Regions from separate parts of the Homo sapiens genome. Here all the other regions are linked to region 1. A link is a contact called in ENCODE Hi-C or POLR2A ChIA-PET data. All regions are on one chromosome and are shown on one strand. Each heading gives the region's core, a stretch centred on a gene start or an enhancer-like site at or near the end of the contact. The rest is flanking DNA. Distances are from core to core; before and after follow the strand shown.

Region 1 (2,528 bases), core at 14-2,513:
CAGTGAGACCAAGGGAAGAAGGGACAGGACCCCGCGAAGGGCCTACCGCCCCAGAGCGTAAACAGCGGTCCGCTCCGCGGAATAGCTGAAGACCTCGCTGGCCTGCGGCTCAGTGGCCTCCCCGGCGATTCGAGAACAGCTCTGGGGGTCCTCGCTAAGTGTATGCCATTCCCAATCCCTTATGTACGCCAGCGGCCGCTTGCCCTCCCCGGCCAGCGCTGTCCCTTCCGCGTCCTCCAGTCTTCACACGACGCAGGGGTCCCCAAGGCAGCGGTCTCCCCAAGCTTCCCGTTTCAGCCCCATCCTCGAGAATGGGCTCCTTTCCTGCTCCCTCTCCGCTCCTGCTGGCGAGTGGAGACCGGCACCTAGGTCCAGACGCGGCTGCGCTGCCTCTCCTAGCCATCGAGACAGGATGTGACTCCCTCCCCTGGCCACTGACCCCCTCCCTCCCCAGGCGGCCTGCATCCTTGCTCTCCTCCCTCCTAGCCTACCCAGCTCGGGGTTCTGTCCCCGCCCAGAGACCTGAGGCTCGGGGCTGCAGATGGAATGCACGGCAGGGAGGCGGGACCCTTTGTTTGTGTGTGCGTGTTGTTGGCCTCCATCCCCACTCCCCAGACTCCACTTCTCCAGGCCTCTCTCCCGCCTTTTCATCCCGCATCCGCAGGACACCCAATCACCGGGCAACAGGTATGATCAGGCGCCTCCGGGCTTTCCTCCGAATTAGTCGGTGTTTGGCTCGGAGTGCGTAACTCTGTCTCCCCTGCACTCAGCCTCCGGTCCCGCCCTCTCCTGTGCCCCCGCCTGGCTGCGCTCACCGTGGCATCCTGCCCGGCGTAGTGGCTGATGACCCGGGAGCCCCCTGGATGCCGGCGGGTGAACTCGCTGATGTTGTACACCTTACGGTCGATCACTAGCCACCGCTCCTCGCACCCTGAGCGCTGGGCCACCTCGTCCCAGGTGAAGTAGCGCGGGGTAGGTCCCTGAGCCGCGGTCTCGGCGGCCACCGGGTCGGGGGCCATAGCTGGCCTGGCGACGCCGCGCGCCGGGCCAGCAGGGGCTGTCAGGCGCGTGCTCGGGGTCCGCGGGCTCCAGGAGTGGATTTGCTGGCGCGCGCCCAGAGCCAGCCGCCTGCGCGCCGGGTTTTCAGCACCGCAGGGCAGACCGGCGGGCCTCGCAGCGCGCGTTCCCATTGGCCGAGCCTCGTGGCGCGGGGAGCGAGATCCCGTCCCCCGGTGGGTCTTGGGCAACTCACAGCTGGGCTGCCAACACGCGCCCCCTCGCGGGCTCCCTAAAGGCGTCGCCGCCGGATTCGACTTCCTGACGTCAGGCGGGCATCGCGGCGTTGGCTCCCAGGGGGCGCCGCGGTAGGAACAGCGGTTCTAGTGCAGGCCCTGGGTGCGGGGCCGCGCTGCAGGAGTGAATGGACTGAGGGGCCAGGGCTGCGGGGTGGCCGCAGGAAGGGTGGGCGGGGCCGGGGTTGAGGTTTTTCCGTGCACGAGGCTGCCCGGGCGGTCGCGGACATCATCTTTAGGCTGTGGATGCCTTGGCCGGGGTCTCCAGACGCTGACCCTCCAGGGTTGGAAACTACTGCCTGCTTGCCACGTCGTGCCGCCAATTGTGCTGCCCGAAGTAGCAGCCTGAGAGCCCTTGAAAGTTGCAGTTATCTTGTGAACAGCATATTTACGGTCTCTTGGGCTTGGTGGTGGTTGGGGGAGGGCTGTTAATGCTTTAATTTGTTCAATGAAACATTTAAAATGCCCCACAATTTTTATAACCCTGTTTGCCTCTTTTTGTTTTTATTTTTATTGTATTTTGGAAAAATTCACTGGGATCCTTGAGTGATGATCCTAGCGTCTCCTGACCCTTAGGTGTTTCACCTGAAAAGCCTGGGTCTTCAAGCTGAGGCATTTCTGTTCTAGCCTGGAGGCGCCTAGGAGCCCTGGGAGACTTTTTAAGCAGAGAGATTTGGCATTTAGATCTCTGGGTTTTAGAGGAGTGGGAACGCACCTAAAAGTGGGGTTGCCAGTTACAAAGCTGTTGCAGTCCTGAAGAGACCCAGAGTTTAGGTCCAAAATTTTATTTATTCAACAAACACTTTATAAAGCACTTACTGTGTGCCAGGCACTGTTCTTAGCGTTTTGCAAACCTTAACTCATTTAATTCTCCTAACAACCCTATGAGGTTGGAACAATTAACCTAATTTACAGTGAAGAAACTGAGCCCGGGGGAGGTTATTTTGTCACACAGCTTGTAAGTGGAGGGCTGAGATTTGACCCTGGCCTGTGCTCTGAACTCTCAGGCTCTGCCATATTTCTCATTACACTGGTATTTGGGCACTTCAAAGGGAAAGGAAACATAACTGTCCCAAGCACTGAGCTAGATTCTGAGCACGTAGGAGTCAGGAGAGGGTGATACAGAATAGACTAGGTGAAATATGGCTAGATTTCTGGTAGAAAAGGATTAATTCATTCCATCCAAATTCTTCATTTTATAGATAAGAAAATTGAGGTTCGAAATGGGGAAGGGGC
Region 2 (2,528 bases), core at 1-2,500, 890 kb after region 1:
GCGAGGTCGCTGTCTCCTTGCGCTCGCCACTGGCTCTCTCTGCGGCAGGTTTCCCTCCGGTTACCGTGACCAAAGGGGAAAGACGCCTGCCTCCCTGCAGGCCCCAAGATGTGCCCCAGGGGATGCGCTGACTGCAGCCTCCGCTCGGCTCTCCCTTGAGACTGCAATCACAGCCCTCCGTGCACACCTTCACCACAGGCCATTTCACCCGCGAAGCGGCCGAGTGAGGCGGTCATCCAGCTGGCGCTGATTTTTATCGCCCACAGCTCCTAGGACCTGTAGGCATCTAAGGCGGGGGCATTCGCCTAGAGCATGTTGCAGTTTGCGGCAACCTGGGCCTCTTGCGTTGTTGCGCAGGCAGATTAGTGCCCTGTTCCCAGCGTGGTAGCATTGTGGACCTCCTCTGACCCTAACTGGATACACTCTCCCTCAGAGTCCCCACAGCACATTATCTAGACTAGCTTTTGGCAGTCTTCTATTTTGTAGACGTCTAATCACCCCAGATAAAGTCCTTCAGAGGCAAGGCCAGTGTTGTGTACATCTTTGCACACTGCTGCGGGCGTGGGAAGTAATCTATTCAAAATGAATGAAATTCTTAAAACCAATCCATCCCCCCGCCCCCTTCACGCCAGCCCACCTATTTCCAGTATATTTCTGCTGACTGTCCCCACAAGGGCCCCTACCTCCTCTTTGTCCGGTCCTTTGATCTGGTCTCCGCACACCTCTTTTTCCCCAGCTTCCTCCTTTTGGTCTACCTTTTCTGTAGACATCTTCCTGACGAGCCTCTGTTGACTCTGGATCTTCCACTGAGTCACTTGTGGCTAAAACGTGAAGTGGCGATCCAGACGCTGATACCTGTGGCGCATCACATTTTCCTGGATATGGAAAATGGAGGGTCCCTGGGAGAGAAACGAAGATTCAGGTGCTAAGTGCTGTGTCAGAGTAGAGGGAGGAAAGGAGGAGGGGGGCGACTGCCCAGCTGATGTCAGATTTTCAAATGAGCAGGGTCCCCCGCAGCCAGTACAGACTCCACTGCAGGGGCCGTCATAGGCCCAGACCACGCCATTTGAGAGGGGGAGTCGGCCTTGGCCTCAGCTCTGTTGGGGAGGTCTCTAGCCCAGAGTCAGGATGCCTGCAATGGGGGAGGGGCAGGCAGTGAACTAGCGACAGTGGGGGTGTGCGCAGGGATGCAGGCAGCTAGGCTCCCCCACTGGCCAGGCAGTTGGTATGCTCCAGGATCTGAGCAGCTCCTTCTAGCATCCTTCATCCTTCAGGTACCAGCCATCCAGACAGTGCTTGAGCTGCAGAAACTGAGACCAGACCTCTGGCCTGGCCCTCCCCAGGGGCCTCCTTTCGTATAGTCACTGCTTCTGCATCAGATACTTTCAGCTGCAACTCCCTACTGGGTGGGGCACCCATTTCAGGCAGAAGGTTTTGGTACCCTCCACTGACCCTACACCCAGGGCTGCTACTGCCGCTTGTGGCTTCAGGTAAGTAATGGCCTGTTTTTCTCCTGTTGGGGCTCACTGGAGCAGACAGGGGTGATGTGCCCTCCTCATCAGGGTTGGTTGAGGTCTTCAGAGCTGGGAACACACATGGTTTGAAGGGCTGAAAAGCCTTAAATCATTTGTGTAAGGTTTAATGATCTGTGGCCCAGGCCATGAGGGAGTTTGGGGAGCACCTCATCCCACCCTATTTTTTTCCATGAGGAATACAGGGATGAGACAGTCCACTGGAGGAGGAGGAGGAGGATAGGAGGGGAACAAAATATTGGGGTATGACCACAGCCTTGTAAAGGTTGGTGTGGAGTGAGCATGGAGGGGGGCCTCCAGCTGAGACTGTGCTCTGAGAGGTCCCTCTTTTTTCCAGGATGAAAGGTGAGACCCCGGTGAACAGCACTATGAGTATTGGGCAAGCACGCAAGATGGTGGAACAGCTTAAGATTGAAGCCAGCTTGTGTCGGATAAAGGTAGGTGGGACCCTGGCTGGCTCCCATTAGTTGGCCAGGCTGTGCTGTGCTGCAGGTTCCCAAAGCTCAAGATAAGAGATGCGTTCTTTCCTTCACTCCCTGAGGTCAGGGGAGGAGTCTGGGGCTCTGTAGAGAGAGCTGTCCCCAGGCCTCTGGGGGGGATGAGGGAGAAGACAAGTCGTAAGGAGCCCTGGAGATGGCAAAAGAGAACCCATTTGGGGAGGGAGGCTGCAGTCCCCTTCAGAGGTCCTGGCTAACAATACCCTTCCTGGCTGTGTCCCAGGTGTCCAAGGCAGCAGCAGACCTGATGACTTACTGTGATGCCCACGCCTGTGAGGATCCCCTCATCACCCCTGTGCCCACTTCGGAGAACCCCTTCCGGGAGAAGAAGTTCTTCTGTGCTCTCCTCTGAGCTCCCCTGTCCCTTCTCACAACTCCTCCCTTTTCCCTCTCCTGGGCCCTTCCTTAGGTCAGTAATTGTTGTGAGCCCCTTAGGCTCCTTGCATCCCATCCCTAACCCTTGCCTGACCATGTGAGGTTATCTGAAGCACAAGGCCCA
Region 3 (2,528 bases), core at 14-2,513, 830 kb after region 1:
CATAGTGAAACCCCGTCTCTACTAAAAATACAAAAAAATAGCCAGGCGTGGTGGCGGGTGCCTGTAGTCCCAGCTACTCGGGAGGCTGAGGCAGGAGAATGGCGTGAACCCAGGAGGCGGAGCTTGCAGTGAGCCGAGATCTCGCCACTGCACTCCAGCCTGGGCAACAGAGCGAGACTCTGTCTCTCAAAAAAAAAAAAAAAAGACGTACAGTGAGTTAAATACCCTCTGGGGCCCTATTTGCACAGTCTGTAAAATTGGTTCGGAAAGATGCCAATGGAGATAGGATTCCTAAAGCATCTTTCAGATATGACCTGTTGGAGGGCCCTAAGGAATTCACGGCGGCCTTGACCACCCCAAGAGAGGTGTTCATAGGCCAAAGTCAGGAATAAGCTGCAGGGCAAGTTGCACGCATTTATTGTTTCAGATCACAGGCTCCGAGGGAACTGAGTTTATGATCCACGCTTTCTTCATCGCTTTGGAGAGTACACGCCTACCCCACCCCAGTATATCCGTTAGGTCCTAGTAAACATTTGTGGCACTGGTGATATGTTTCGAATCTTTTTTTTTCCCCAGTAATATAAACCCGAGAGCGTGGACCAAGCCATTCGATTACATGTTGTGTTTGAGCAACACCATCCACGCCGTGAGCTTACTGGACCCTGGGCCGTGCCCAGCGACCGTGGACACTGAACTAAGCCAGAGCTGGTGCTCACGTGAAGACAAGGGCAGAGGAGGATTCGGAGCTCTACAGGGTAGAGCCAGAAGGGTAGTACAGGCTTAACTGCTGGCCCGGTGCTTCCAGCTCAGCCGAGGGGCCGCGGGGCCGCAGGCTGCATTCCCCGAGGCCAGGCCGCATCTTTTCCCCCGCCCCGACGACCCCGCGCACTGCAGGAAGGGGGCGGCGACGTTGACCGCCGCAAGCAGCCAAAGGAGGGCGGCGGCTGAGAGCGGCCAAGACCAAGAAAGACGCACAGCTGTGGCTTTACTAAACCGCCGGGCGGGAGCCCGGAGCCCCACAGGCAAGGCCCCCAGCGTCGCTCGGATCTACCACGGGGAGACCGGAGGCGTCTGAGGCCGCCTCCAGAGGAACAAAGGTTCCTCACGAGGCCGGGGGTGGCAGAGTGTCAAGAGACACACAGGAAGGAGTGGAATGGGACTTGGGGGATCTGGGGGCGTCCCGGGCGCGCCCCCAGATTCCGGGCTCCTCACCGCCTCCTACGCGCCGCCACTGCCGCTACCGCCGCCATCTTGTGCAGAGTTTGCTCCTTGACCCCAAACCTCCCGCCCCATCGCGCGCGCTCAGCCACGTATCCTAGTTCCCGCCCCTTCCGGCCTTATGATTGGTTCGACCTGAGCGCCGCCGGGCAGCTGTCTCATTGGTAGAGTGCGCACTCCAAATTATCGCAGGGGGCGGGGCTTCAGGCCAGGGGCGGGAACGTCCAGAGCCAGGCGCTGTCAGACTTTGCACGCTCTCAGCATGACAGAAGCACTGGACTGGTTTTCTCAAGTTGGCAAATTTTATTTAGAAAAAAAAAAGTGGGAGAGAAAAAAGTGACAGCGCTCTTTAGACCAAGGACTTAGAAGAGAAACCTCCACCCTTCCGGAGCACGTTAGTCCCTTCCCTCTCTCACTGCTCAACCTCCCTGGGCTTCCAGAGCAAGAAAAGGCTACGTCCCCTGTCGAAGGAGAGTGGACGGTGAAGGTGCCTGGAAACGGCCAGAGAAAAGACCTAGGCGGTCGATGTTGCGGTGGAGGACACTGTGCAGCACAGCCAGATGGGGTCCACCCTCACCTCCACCCTCCCTGGAGAAGTCCCGAATGAAGCGACCCCGCTCTGATTGGAAGATGAACTTCTGAGGCAAGGGCCCATGCTCCCGGAGAAAACCCCAGACACTGAGCAGCAGCAGACGCACCTCGAAAGGTGCCAGTTGGCTAAATACTTCATGCATATTACCCAGGGCCGGAGGCAGGAGGCTTCCCTCAGCCATGACAGCCACTAAGGTGCAGGATGCCTCCAGGTGCCAGGGGGAGTGGGTCGTGTCAGGGTGGCGAGAGGCTTCCCAATGGCCCAAGAGGGCGGCCAGCAGCCCCCGAAGCAGCACGGAACAGTAGCACAGGGCTGGGGGTGCAGCTGCTACCAGCTTTAACAGCTCAAAGAGCAGGGGCTGTTCGCGGAAGCGCCGGCCAATGCGGAGATCCCGCTCCACGGTGGCCCGGGCGTGTTCCTCGGGGGGCCAGGCCAGCTCTGCACCAGCTGCATCGGGACACACACTCTCCACCAAGGTCACTGCCACTGCTTTGGCTGCCTCTGGACTCAAGATGGGTGCCCCCCAGCATTCCCCACATTCAGTGCCCCCTGGGGCACTGCAGCAGTGAACCAGGAGGCTGAGGAGGCTCTGGGTGTTATAGATCACTTCCTGCTGATTTCGTGACTGGACAAACTTGGGTGGCTTTAAGCCACGGCCGATGACTCCAGCATGGAAAACTGACCAAATCCCTCCAGGACCTGGCACAGCTGCAGTGTG
Region 4 (2,528 bases), core at 21-2,520, 760 kb after region 1:
CGGTTGGTTTGGCCAAAATGGAAGTGGGGTGGTGCGGAGAGCACGCGGACCTGAGCCCCGCTGTACTGAGCAGCGATGAGAGCCTTGAAGGCCCTCCAGTTTTCAGGATACGTGTACAGGGTCTATGGGAGAAAGAGAGGGACAAAATTAATGAGTAGAAGGGTCCCAGTCCTTAATGCCACTCTCCAGGATGACTTTCCTGAATAATCCCAATGTATTCAACTCACCCTTTTACTTCCTCTGGTGAACCAAGTCCTTTAGTACTTGTCATATGTAATCAGAATCCTCCGAAATACCAAGAACAGAACTACACACCAACTGCTAAATAAAGCTTGTTGACAGATTTGACCTTCCCTAAGGACACCTCTGGAAGTATTCTCTTCCTCTCAAATCTATCTCCAAGAAATCCAGAACTTCTAGCTCCATCAGACTCCATCTGCCTACAAACATACTCTCCTCCCTTCCCGGAGCCCTCGCTTCATTCATTGATGGTTCCGAGCGCCTGCCTACTCTACTGCTCAGCTGCTCACCGCTTCAAAAGCATCGTCCTGTCTCTAAGGCACGCACGACGATCGAGAGATTTCTAGTTCCCCTCAGACTAGCCAGAGATAGGGGATGGCATGCCGTCTTCTTAAATCAACTCCTCTCTCTCAAAAAGCCTTTCTTTCCGTGTCGCGAATATCATCCCTCCGGTCCTGTCCCGCAGCGAGTTCCCCGGCGTTGGGCTTCTCTATTATGCCGGCCAGCGGAGTCCAATTGGTCTGACTTCACTGTCCGGAGAATCCTCTCGCTCCCAAACCTCCCTGAGAGACGACCTTTAACCGTGCCAGCCGGACCTGCCTACAAAGACCCTCCTCTTCAACCTGTCCCCTGTGTTACTCCACAAAACGGACACAGAAGTTCGTCAACCTGCCCAGATACCACGCCTCAAAGCGGCAACAGAGCCGAACCCCTTTCTCAGGCTTCGGACGGCCCAGACCCGGCATCTCTTTTCTCCTCTTCCCCAGACCCTTCCACCTCTGGCCTCCGAGAGCCCCAGCCTCAGTTCCCCTCCAGGCCCTAGGAACCCTACTCTCCAGCAGTACAGTCTGTAGACCCCCGAATCAGTTCCCCACTCAACCTCAGAACTCCTCTGGCGCCGACTGGCCCCACTCGGGCAAAGGATGGCGGTGGATAGGATGACCCGAACCACCAGAGCCAGCAAACTTACCCCAGCCGCCATGGTGATTCCGCAAAGAAAGGGGGTGGGGTTCTCGGCGCTGCCGCAAAGTAAGCCGCCCGGGAGAGAAGGGAGGGGGAAAGAGGAGAGCCGTGGAGAAACAGCAGCCGGAAAGCGAGGACGAAACAGAAGACATACGTACGACAGTTCGGTATCCAGTGGCGCTGAATTGGAAAAAGAACTGGGTGGGTGGGGCCTGCTGGCCAGCGCGGAAAAAGCTCGGGCCTGCGCATTGGAGCTCTTGACTGGCCCGCCCCCCAGGTGCAGCGGGCCAATCGGAGTCTAGACGTGGAGGTAGACAGCGTGGAGGGCGGGGAAGTTGTGAGAACCCGCTGGAAAAGCCGCGAGTTCTTGGCTACGTGGCGCGGTTGTTGGCCCGGCGCGGCCAGTGCTACTGGGGGCGTCCCTCTCTGGCCCTCCCAGGGACAAGTGACTTGATGGTAGATTTTGCCAAGCCCCTCACATGATTCTATGAAACTCATGGGAGCGAGGAACAGCTGCTGCGCGGAGGTGGCAGTGTGTGTGCTAAATCCCTTTAGTTCCTGCTCTGCTTTTCCTCCAGAAAGGGATGAGCGTCTAACAGGGGCCCCGGTCTGAACCCGCCTGCCAAAGTGAGGTTTGCTCACATCCAACCCCTGACAGCTCCAGGGTGCTGTTACTGCGAGCAGGGCACCGGCCCTCCGGCCCGAAGCAGGGCAGGGACATGAGGGAGAACGCGCCCTGTCCCTCCCACCTCCTCCGGACTCGGCCCCTGGAGGGGCTGACGCTGGAAGACCTGACATCGTCGCTTCTGATGTTCATGGCTTTTGACCCATGTTCAGGTTTGAAATCTCTTACCCAGTTTAAGAACGGGATGAACTCTCCTCGTTTAAAGGAGAGAATGAAGAACGCTGAACGCAAATCTCCGTCCTTGTGCGCATAAATCTGAGGCGACAGGAAGAATGTGGAGGCAAACCTGGCTCTTCTCAGTACTGCTGGAGCCACCCACCGCTCTGCCATTCAGGAACTCTGCGCGGGTGCCAGGTGCCACGCGCGGTGCTGCCCCCGCACTCCCCTCGAGCTGTGCGAACTGTAGGAAGGAGAAGCTGGTGGGGTGGAGAGCAACAGGGAGAGACCCATGTTCGGGGTCAGACGGGAGCAGCTGCAGGAAGTTCTGGGGGAGGGGAAGGGGGATTATGACCAGATGGAAATGAAAGGAAACGGGAGACTGTATTAATAAACTAGCAGCTTTATTGCCCTTCAGGGGCCATGTCTTCACTTGAGATGTCGAATTGCTTGAGGGAGGAAAACCTGTAAGAAATGATGGAGA
Region 5 (2,528 bases), core at 13-2,512, 730 kb after region 1:
CATAACACAGCTCTGCACACACCCTAAGCACGCTGCCTTTCCAACTCTAGGCGAGACCTCGCTTCGGGCCCCCTCTCCTGGCGCGCACCGCTGGAGCGCAGGGTTCCAGCGAGCGCAGCTTAGCCCTCCTCCCACGCCAAGCCCGGCTCCTGCCCCCAACTCCCACACACAGCCCCTTCCTCCTCCCCTTTGCCCCTCACCACTCCTCCCTGAGTTCTGGTTTGAATTAGTCACCGGCTCCAACCACCACATTCCTCAGGCTGCTGGCGCCGGGCCAGGCTCTGGGGCGGGGGCCATCCCGCCCGGACGGGTTTGGGAGTTGGGCGGGGGGAAAGCGCCGCCTCCGGAGGGGAAGGGGCGGTCCCGAGGACTGGGCCGCCGCAGCGCACCCCCCTCCTCGCCCACCTCAGCATAGGAATCTCCCTAATTTTGTCCCCCTCCCCACCCATCCCGCTGGGAGGCGCATTGCAAACTTCCAGGTTCCGCGGCCCGAGAGGAAGGTTTTCTGGAGCGGGGAACGCGGAGAGGCAAGGCTAGGGCGGGGCAGCTGGAGGAGGCTGAGGGGCTGGTGGTACAGAACAGGGTGGGGCCTGGACGACTCGGGACGCGGTTAGGGGCAGAGGTGCAGGGAGCGCGGAAGGACAGCCGAGGGGGCGCACGGTGCGGGGTCGCGGAGGCGCGGAGGCGCTGGGGGCCGCGGTGGCGATCTCGGAAATTTCCCCTCCAGTAAACATGGGATACGAACGGAGCAGCCCCCGAGCCACCGCCCCATGCAGGGAGAGGAGGTGGGACAGAGGCCACCAGGCCCGGAACGGGGCGCCCTGCCTTGCAGTGGAGCCAACAGTCCGCCCTCCGGAGAAATAAAGAGTGGAGCAAAGCACTTCGGAGCGATTTTCCAACTTTAACCAACTTGCGCCCCAACTCCAGAGGCAGAACTCCGCTCCCAGAGAGCGACGCGTCGCCGCCCCGGGTGGCCCCGCTTGCTCCAAACTGCTTGAATCCTCACAGTGACACCCCCAACAACGCGCCCTGCCGGAGCACCGCAACCCACCTCCCCGCGACCCGCCCTTGGTGCCCCGGACCCCGATGGCGCCACGGTGCGCCTGGCGCCCCTACCTGAGGGCTCAGCCCCAGGGCACGGCCATAGCCGGCGCGAGGCCCAAGGCTGCGGTGCTGCGGCTACTGGCGGCGACGAGCCCCGTTCCGGGCGGGTCTGGCAGGGCGGGCGGTGCAGTCCCCGCGGCAGAGCAGCTCCGAGTGGCCGGGCCCCCGTGCGCGGAGGCGGCTCTTGTAACTCCGGCTCGGGCGGGCGGGTCTGCCCGGAGCTGTGGGGAGAGGGCGGGGCCGGGCGGGGCCGGAGCGGGGCTGGGACTGGCGAGCGGGGCAGACCCTGGAGGGACCCGGGAGTGGGCTGCTGGGGAGGGGGGCCGCTGGGGGACGCGGGGACATTCTTTCCCCCCCTCCCCGCATCCACTGCCCCCTGTCCTGTCCCGGACCTGGACCTGCTCTCCAACATGTGCACTGTGTGGCTTCATTGGCAAGAAACTCCTGCAGGCTCCCTGGGCTCACCCTCACAGCTGGAACTGCGAATCAACTTATTTTGCAGGAAGGGCCTGGGGGCTCTGAAGGTGGCTGGGTGATTCAGCCGCGACCGTCAGCTTGCTCCGGACCTTTGAGTTTTCTCTCAGCTTAGGCAACTACACTTCAGATCCCAGGCCCCAGCCTCCTTGCTTGGTTCCCAAGCTCCGTGCTGCCGCGCCCATTTCTCGCGTTCTCTCTTTCTGGGGGCCCCTCCGTCCATATCCGCACAGAACTGGCTTGGATTTCCACCCCCCAGGAGCCGGGGTCACCAGTGCCTCGCGCACCGCGGTGCTGCGCAGGCCGCGGGCATACGGGGGTGAGGACCCCGGGCGTTGGACAGCGGACCCGACGCCCACCTTCCTCTCCAGACTCCCGCCCCCAGGAGCCAGAGCCCCAGCGCTTCCTCTGCCTCCCATTCCTTCTCTGAGCGCCGCCCCCGCCTCCCCACTTGCGGGACGCTGAGTCTCCTAATTTACAGCGATTTCCCACAGCCACTTCTAACTACATCGAGATTTTATTAAACGTTTAATGATGGGGTGCGGGGGCCTTCTGGCTACACACTCCCCTCCACACTCCCTTTCTCTTCTCCCTCATGAGTCCTTTTATCCTCCCTCCTAGGTGGCCACCCACTGCCCGCTCCAAGCCAGTTTCCCCTCCTTCCCAAATGCTAAGGAAAGAGAGACCCCAGGCTGGGGAACTAAGGAGACCTGGCCAAGGCAGGAGCGCCCTCCTTGCTGCAAGATCATGAGTGGGCTGGAGCTGAGACCAGCTCGGCCCTGTCCTCTGAAATGGCAAACATGTTTACAGGCTAAAAATACCCAGCAGTCAACTCTGCTGCCAGCCCTGGGGGCTGTGTCCAGGTCCAGTTACCGGCACAGAGTACAGGCCGTGGGGGAGGGAAGAGACAGCCAGAGGAACCACAGACATGGGCACTCATATAATGGACA

What was found. Hi-C counts contacts between places; a loop is a spot of excess contacts on that map. ChIA-PET counts read pairs that join two places held with the same protein, here RNA polymerase II (POLR2A). Pooled maps may share reads with other maps.
Region 2: a pooled map shows a loop between it and region 1 (6-fold over the local background). The contact joins the promoter of GNG3 here to the promoter of FADS1 in region 1. A Hi-C loop is called at or near these places in 1 of 37 single-sample maps with no recorded cell type and 5 of 50 pooled maps. POLR2A ChIA-PET finds 5 or more read pairs at or near these places in 1 of 52 experiments (WTC11).
Region 3: a pooled map shows a loop between it and region 1 (4-fold over the local background). The contact joins the promoter of GANAB here to the promoter of FADS1 in region 1. A Hi-C loop is called at or near these places in 1 of 37 single-sample maps with no recorded cell type and 2 of 50 pooled maps. POLR2A ChIA-PET finds 5 or more read pairs at or near these places in 1 of 52 experiments (A549).
Region 4: a pooled map shows a loop between it and region 1 (4-fold over the local background). The contact joins the promoter of EEF1G here to the promoter of FADS1 in region 1. A Hi-C loop is called at or near these places in 1 of 37 single-sample maps with no recorded cell type and 4 of 50 pooled maps. POLR2A ChIA-PET finds 5 or more read pairs at or near these places in 1 of 52 experiments (HCT116).
Region 5: a loop to region 1 is called in a pooled map, with 2.7 times the contacts of the local background. The contact joins the promoter of AHNAK here to the promoter of FADS1 in region 1. A Hi-C loop is called at or near these places in 1 of 168 maps with a recorded cell type or tissue (posterior vena cava), 4 of 37 single-sample maps with no recorded cell type and 16 of 50 pooled maps. POLR2A ChIA-PET finds 5 or more read pairs at or near these places in 3 of 52 experiments (AG04450, WTC11 and activated B cell).

Annotation. Positions count from the first base shown.
Region 1 is chr11:61,815,740-61,818,267 of GRCh38, forward strand. It overlaps FADS1 (fatty acid desaturase 1), which reads right to left and starts at 1,264. Exons shown (of 12, transcript NM_013402.7): 1 at 816-1,264. The coding sequence starts at 1,190. It overlaps LOC124902680 (a long non-coding RNA gene), which reads left to right and starts at 2,281. Exons shown (of 2, transcript XR_007062696.1): 1 at 2,281-2,528. It also overlaps a transcript of FADS2 not described here. RefSeq lists an enhancer at 1-465 and silencers at 986-1,185, 1,526-1,625.
Region 2 is chr11:62,706,426-62,708,953 of GRCh38, forward strand. GNG3 (G protein subunit gamma 3) reads left to right here and starts at 1,251. Exons shown (of 3, transcript NM_012202.5): 1 at 1,251-1,490; 2 at 1,870-1,969; 3 at 2,253-2,528. The coding sequence starts at 1,871. The coding sequence ends at 2,381. It overlaps BSCL2 (BSCL2 lipid droplet biogenesis associated, seipin), which reads right to left and starts at 999. Exons shown (of 11, transcript NM_001122955.4): 1 at 684-999. The coding sequence starts at 770. It overlaps HNRNPUL2-BSCL2 (HNRNPUL2-BSCL2 readthrough (NMD candidate)), which reads right to left. Exons shown (of 24, transcript NR_037946.1): 14 at 684-899. RefSeq lists a silencer at 1-42 and enhancers at 1-383, 1,703-2,528.
Region 3 is chr11:62,645,350-62,647,877 of GRCh38, forward strand. It overlaps GANAB (glucosidase II alpha subunit), which reads right to left and starts at 1,264. Exons shown (of 24, transcript NM_198334.3): 1 at 1,213-1,264. The coding sequence starts at 1,250. INTS5 (integrator complex subunit 5) reads right to left here. Exons shown (of 2, transcript NM_030628.2): 2 at 1,499-2,528. The coding sequence ends at 1,671. RefSeq lists enhancers at 1-270, 586-745 and a silencer at 1,356-1,435.
Region 4 is chr11:62,572,621-62,575,148 of GRCh38, forward strand. It overlaps EEF1G (eukaryotic translation elongation factor 1 gamma), which reads right to left and starts at 1,271. Exons shown (of 10, transcript NM_001404.5): 1 at 1,211-1,271; 2 at 1-122. The coding sequence starts at 1,222. TUT1 (terminal uridylyl transferase 1, U6 snRNA-specific) reads right to left here. Exons shown (of 9, transcript NM_022830.3): 9 at 2,432-2,528. The coding sequence ends at 2,474. RefSeq lists enhancers at 1,240-1,439, 1,395-2,356, 2,140-2,199, 2,357-2,528.
Region 5 is chr11:62,545,544-62,548,071 of GRCh38, forward strand. It overlaps AHNAK (AHNAK nucleoprotein), which reads right to left and starts at 1,263. Exons shown (of 5, transcript NM_001620.3): 1 at 1,117-1,263. RefSeq lists enhancers at 1-280, 281-791, 1,370-1,900 and silencers at 1-64, 595-714, 725-774, 1,055-1,124, 1,245-1,414.